Linked DNA regions of Homo sapiens: region 1 is linked to region 2. Evidence: chromatin contacts called from ENCODE Hi-C or POLR2A ChIA-PET data. All regions are on one chromosome and are shown on one strand. Each heading gives the region's core, a stretch centred on a gene start or an enhancer-like site at or near the end of the contact. The rest is flanking DNA. Distances are from core to core; before and after follow the strand shown. Region 1 has its middle 37 kb from the start of MIR1268A. Region 2 has its middle 4.1 kb from the start of MIR1268A.

Region 1 (2,918 bases), core at 94-2,593, 41 kb before region 2:
AGGAGCAACAGGCTCTACAATGTGGCCCAGGGGTGTAGCGGGTTCTGCCACCCATGTTTGTGCAAGTACACACTGTGGTGCTGACACAACAAGATCAGCTGAGGACGCTTTTCTCAGAACGTATCTGTGTCCTTAAGCAGCACATGACTCAATTCCCGTATCATGTACTGTACTGTACTATGAAACAGCACAGTGTTTTAGACCTGTAACAGCTGGCCAAAAAATAAAAATAAAAATAAAGATCCACTATGAGTTAGAATATTATTTCCTGTATCTCCTGTAATGCAATAAAAAAAAAAGCAACGTATACAAAGACAGCCAGAAGACTTAGTTCACAGACAAGTTCATAGACCAGGCGGTTCCCAGCTGCCCAGGAGAACGAGTGTTAAAGATGGAGACAAAACAGTGCTTTTAGGTCACAGCTATTCCTTTAACCATCAGTGACAACAGCTGCTCCAGAGAGAGTCTGTTCTTATGGAATGCTAGATGACTCTTGGCTGCAATCGGCCCAGAGTTTAGGGCTAAGGGAGAAACCACTTTGCCTGATAACCAGACGATGAACTATCCCATGTTTCACCTCTGAACTGCAATGATTTTCAACAGCTTACAAAAAGCAACAAAGCAAAAGCTGTTGCTGATCTTTAGACAGACATTTTCAGCAGGTTTATTCACAGCATTTGTGTCTATCTGAAGTTTCTACAGTGCTTACCCTCAGGTACTCACAATGCAAGCCACAGAGAGTTCCAGAACTGTTCCACAGAACATATCCCTAAAGGAAGACCACCACCCCCACCACACCCCTGCACCAAAAACTTTAAAAACATCATTTTTTTAGTACCCCCTTAAAAAAATCAGCCCCATGAAGCAGTTCATTATCCATACCCTGAGGATGCTGAAACACAAACAGCAGGGCCCTCACAGCTGAAGCTCAGGCCCCTGCCCACCAGGCCCTGCTCCCCCATACCTGTCGCTGACCAAATGCACCAGCCCAGAGGCTCTGTACTGACAGCACAGAGTTCCCTGCCACCTCCACCTGCAGCTCCCCAGGCTGGCTGAGGCCACACCTACACAGCTCTGCACACCGCACCTAGCAATCTACCAGGTGGAACAGGAGCCCTCAGGACAGCCCTGCACCGACACGTACGCCAGCGGTCCACAGAGGATGCTCTAAGTGTTAGGCACAGTGCACGGGGATGAAGATAAAGAGCCTATTAACCATGAAGACAAAAGTCTACAAGCAAGCATGTGAAGCAACCCCAAGGTCCACCCGCTGAAGAACGCGTGAGCACAGCTTGGCCTCTTCACACGGGAACGCCACTCGGTTGCGAAAGAGGAGGAAGTGCTGACACACCCACAGCATGGAGGGGCCCTGACATCACCAGAGTGAAGGAAGCCAGTCACAAAGGGCCACACGGTGTGTGGTCCCCTTACATGCTACGTCCAAAAAAGACACCCATAGAGACAAAAAGGGGTGGTCAAGCGTTGGGGGGAGGGGGAATGGGGAGCGACTGCTAATAGGCACTGGGTTTCTTTTTCGGGTGATGGAAACATTCAGTGGCAGTGGTCGTGCTTGCACAGCTATGTGACTATACTAAAAACCACTGACTTCACTTTAAAAGGGTGAAGTATATATAGTATATGAATTCTCTTTCAATAAAGCTGTTATTTTTAAAATAAGAATAAGCATGTGCACATACCATAGCATATTTATTATCACTGACAAAAAGAAAAAACTGCAAAGGATTTAACTATTTCCAAAACTATGGTCTTTTATTTACGTAAAATAGGCATTGGAAAGTCTAAGCCAACTATCCCCCACAGTTGGCACCCTGGAACAGGCGACTGCAGGAGCAGCAAGCAGCAGCATTACCCGCCACTAGGCAGAGTACAACTAATTCAGCCTATCATCAGTGTGGCTACTGGAAGTATTTTTCTTTCTGAAAGTAAAACACAGGTATGTCTACTTTATACTCCCCCTACTTTTACACCTCTAGAAGTCCTCAGAATAATAAGAATTTTTAAATAAAAACACAGGGTTTGGATAAGGAATTGCAAATAATGACTATTTCGGAAAATACAGTTAAAATAAATTTAAAAAAAATTTTTTGAGACAGGGTCTCATTCTGTTACCCAGGCTGGAGTACAGTGGCATGATCATACCTCACCTACAGCTTCTACCTCCTGGGATCAGGTAATCATCCCACCTCAGCCTCCCCAGTAGCAGGGACTACAAATGTGTGCCACCACTCCTGGCTAATTTTTGTATTTTTTGTAGAGACAGGGTTTTGCTGTGTTGCCCAGGCTGGTGTTGAACTCCTGGGCTCAAGCGATCTGCCCATCTTGGCCTCCCAAACTTCTGGGACTACAGGCGTAAGCCACCTTGCCAGGCCAAGAAATAAAAATTCAAATTGGATAAAGAATTTAAAAAGCAATTAACATTTGTATCTCTAAAAGAAAAACACAAAATCTCTAAGCTCAAAGAGTTCAAAACAAAATACAACAGGCTTACAAAAGAATGCAGACAGCTTTAATGGGGCTGCTTTTTCAGGAATATTTAGAAACTAAGAAAGCAAAATACTTAAATGCTAGATTTCATCTGAGTTGCCTGCTCCAAGCAATAAAGGGTTCATCAACGTCAGCCTTAGCTTTGAAGCAGCACAGAAACGAAAGTTAAATGAATGGGGCTGAAATTAGCTTAGCAGTGACACTAGGGATGTAGGGAAAACTAGAATCCACGGTTGTTTTGAAATACGGAAATGACAGCCCAAGGTTACTCCTTATAATAATCCTCTCATTAAGGGTCACAGAATCTTCCAGTTTTCCAAAGATGAAACAAAAAAATTGTCAGCTCCAAGTAACTATTCAAAAACCAATTTAGAACACATAAAAGCTCATAGCCAAGATGTAAATAATTCAAT
Region 2 (2,914 bases), core at 87-2,586:
GGGGATTAACGTTCTTGCTAATGAGGTGGTGAGTGTCTTACTGTCTTCTCTGTTATTGATACTATGTCCTGACAGAGGAAAAGAGGGAAAAAGAACTGATTATGGTAGGATAATGTCACTTCTCTTGTTCCCAGACCAAACCGAATCTCAGCCTGCTTATTCTCACGGCCCAATAATGAGATGTGGATGAACTGGGAGAGAAGATAGGTTTTATTTCTGTAACCAGGTGCAGGGAGAAGGTCTGGAAATTATCACCAGACCGACTCAAAATTACAAAGTTTTCCAGAGCTTATATACCTTTTATATGCCTATGTGTAAGTGTGCATTCATCTAAAGACATAAGCGGGGCCGGGCGTGGTGGCACACACCCATAATCCCAGCACTTTGGGAGGCCGAGGCAGGTGGATCACCTGAGGTCAGGAGTTCCAGACCATCCTGGCTAACACGGTGAAACCCTGTCACTACTAAAAATACAAAAAATTAGCCAGGTGTGGTCGTGGGCACCTGTAGTCCCAGCTACTCAGGAGGCTGAGGCAGGAGAATTGCTTGAACCCAGGAGATGGAGGTTGCAGTGAGCTGAGATGGTGCCACTGTACTCCAGCCTGGGCAACAGAGTGAGATTCGGCCTCAGAAAAAAGAAAAAAGGCATTAACTTCTTCTAATCTATAACAAAGGTCTGAGTCCTGAAGACCTTTCTCTGGAGCCTCAGTAAATTGACTTAATGTAGGTGGGTCCAGGTGCTGTGGTGATTACCCGAGATAAGGGGAGTTTTTCAGATCCCCAGTAAAACTACGTAAACCCAAACAGGTCCTGTTAGGAATTCCTTCGTTGTCATATTTTCAAGGCCCAGGAAAGGCCTGGGCAAAACTCTTGGTGGGTCTTTGTTACATTCCAGCCTTCGTATAAGGACACTGGCTCTTTCAGGTTTGTTTTTTAATTTTTTTTGAGACAGAGTCTCACTCTGTCACCCAGGCTGGAGTGCAGTGGCGCAATCTCGGCTCAGTGCAACCTCCGCCTCCCGGGTTCACGCCATTCTCCTGCCTCAGCCTCGCGAGTAGCTGGGACTACAGGTGCCCACCACCACGCCTGGCTAATTTTTTGTATTTTTAGTAGTAGAGACAGGGTTTCACCATGTTAGCCAGGATGGTCTCGATCTCCTGACCTCGTGATCCCCCGCCTCGCCTCCCAGAGTGCTGGGATGACAGGCATGAGCCACCGTGCCCGGCCTCTTTCAGGTTTTTATATGTAACTTCGCCACTCAGTTGGTACTGAAGCTGTTATGGAGGCCTGCCTGGGTGAGATGTGGCCGCCACACTGTGGCTGGTATTCGAAATACACAGGAGGCCGCAGCCAGCTTAGCAGAAACACCCTGTGGCTTTCAGAACTTGGTTTTGAGAGTTTCCTGTTTTCTTGACTTTCAAATACCAGTGACTTTTAAGATGCATCAGTGATGTAATAACTGTTGGGGAAAAAAAGAAAAACTATTAAAGATTCCTGTGGATGGTGAGATGACCTTGGTTTCAGAAACACCGAAACATAGAGAATTGTGCATTTTAGAATCCAATAAATCTACGCTGGGCACGGTGGCTCATGCCTGTCATCCCAGCACTTTGGGAGGCCAAGGCAGGCGGATCACCTGAGGTCAGGAATTCGAGACCAGCCTGGCCAACATAGTGAGAACCTATATCTACTAAAAATACAAAAAATTAGCCAGGCGTGGTGGCCCATGGCTGTAATCCCAGCTGTTCTGGAGGCTGAGGTGGGAGAATTGCTTGAACCCAGGAGGCAGAGGTTGCAGTGAGCTGAGACGATGCCGTTGTATTCCAGCCTGGGTGACAGAGCGAGACTCCGTCTCAAAAAAAAAAAAAAAAAATCTGATTATTTACCTGTGTACCTTCACAAGTGTTTAAAAAAAAAAAAAAAAGGCCGGGCATAGTGGCTCAAGTCTGTAATCCCAGCACTTTGGGAGGCCGAGGCAGGCGGACCACAAGGTCAGGAGATCGAGACCATCCTGGCTAATACGGTGAAACCCCGTCTCTACTAAAAATACAAAAAAATTAGCCTGGCGTAGTGGCGGGCATCTGTAGTCCCAGCTACTCGGGAGGCTGAGGCAGGAGAGTGTTGTGAACCCAGGAGGTGGAGCTTGCAGTGAGCTGAGATTGCGCCACTGCACTCCAGCCTGGGAGACAGTGAGACTCCATCTCAAAAAAAAAAAAAAAAAAAAAGATTACGTTGATATTTTGCCTACTATAATCTTAGAAATTTGCAATTTCCTGTCATTGAGTTTTGTAACTTTCTACCCTCTGCTGACAAAAAAAATTTAAAATGTCTCATGGCAGCCTGTGTTCTTAAAATTCGAACTGTTTATCCATAGCCCTTGAGAGAACGGTTTAATGTGAGTTGGTTGGGAGTGACCGTTGTTTGTTTTTTTGAGACAGAGTCTCACTCGCTCACCCAGGCTGGAGTGTAGTGGCGTGATCTCAGCTCACTGCAAACTCTGCATCCCAGGTTCAAGTCATCCTTCCACCCCAGCCTTCCAGCTAGCTCGGATTACAAACATGCACCACCACACCTGGCTAACTTTTGTATTTTTGGTAGAGACAGGGTTTTACCACGTTGGCCAGGCTGGTCTCAAAATCCTGAGTTCAAGGCCTGCATCAGCCTCCCAAAGTGCTGGGATGACAGGCGTGAGGCATGACGTCAGGCCAAGGGGGTGGCTGTTTTATAACAGGTTTGAAAATTTGTTTTTCTTTTTTTCTTTTTTTTTTTTTTTTTGAGACAGACTTTTGCTCTTGTTGCCCAGGCCGGAGTGCGATGGCAAGATCTCGGCTCACTGCAGCCTCTGCCTTCTGGGTTCAAGTGATTCTCCTGCCTCAGCCTCCCAAGTAGCTGGGATTACAGACACCTGCCACCA

Evidence for each region. Hi-C counts contacts between places; a loop is a spot of excess contacts on that map. ChIA-PET counts read pairs that join two places held with the same protein, here RNA polymerase II (POLR2A). Pooled maps may share reads with other maps.
Region 1: a pooled map shows a loop between it and region 2 (7-fold over the local background). The contact joins two enhancer-like sites. A Hi-C loop is called at or near these places in 3 of 168 maps with a recorded cell type or tissue (CD4-positive, alpha-beta T cell, heart left ventricle and natural killer cell), 1 of 37 single-sample maps with no recorded cell type and 6 of 50 pooled maps. POLR2A ChIA-PET finds 5 or more read pairs at or near these places in 5 of 52 experiments (A549, CD4-positive, alpha-beta T cell, PC-3 and 2 more).

The regions. Positions count from the first base shown.
Region 1 is chr15:22,261,101-22,264,018 of GRCh38, reverse strand. It overlaps the pseudogene REREP3. Among named protein-coding and RNA genes, the nearest start is that of MIR1268A, 37 kb to the right of the region's middle. Within about 2 kb of position 1,343, at least 6 of the 41 ENCODE cell types and tissues checked have a DNase peak (open chromatin) inside an H3K27ac peak, as active enhancers do; they include CD4-positive, alpha-beta T cell and natural killer cell, where a contact is called at or near this core.
Region 2 is chr15:22,219,798-22,222,711 of GRCh38, reverse strand. No RefSeq gene overlaps it. Among named protein-coding and RNA genes, the nearest start is that of MIR1268A, 4.1 kb to the left of the region's middle. RefSeq lists a silencer at 1,234-1,403. Within about 2 kb of position 1,336, at least 4 of the 41 ENCODE cell types and tissues checked have a DNase peak (open chromatin) inside an H3K27ac peak, as active enhancers do; they include CD4-positive, alpha-beta T cell and natural killer cell, where a contact is called at or near this core.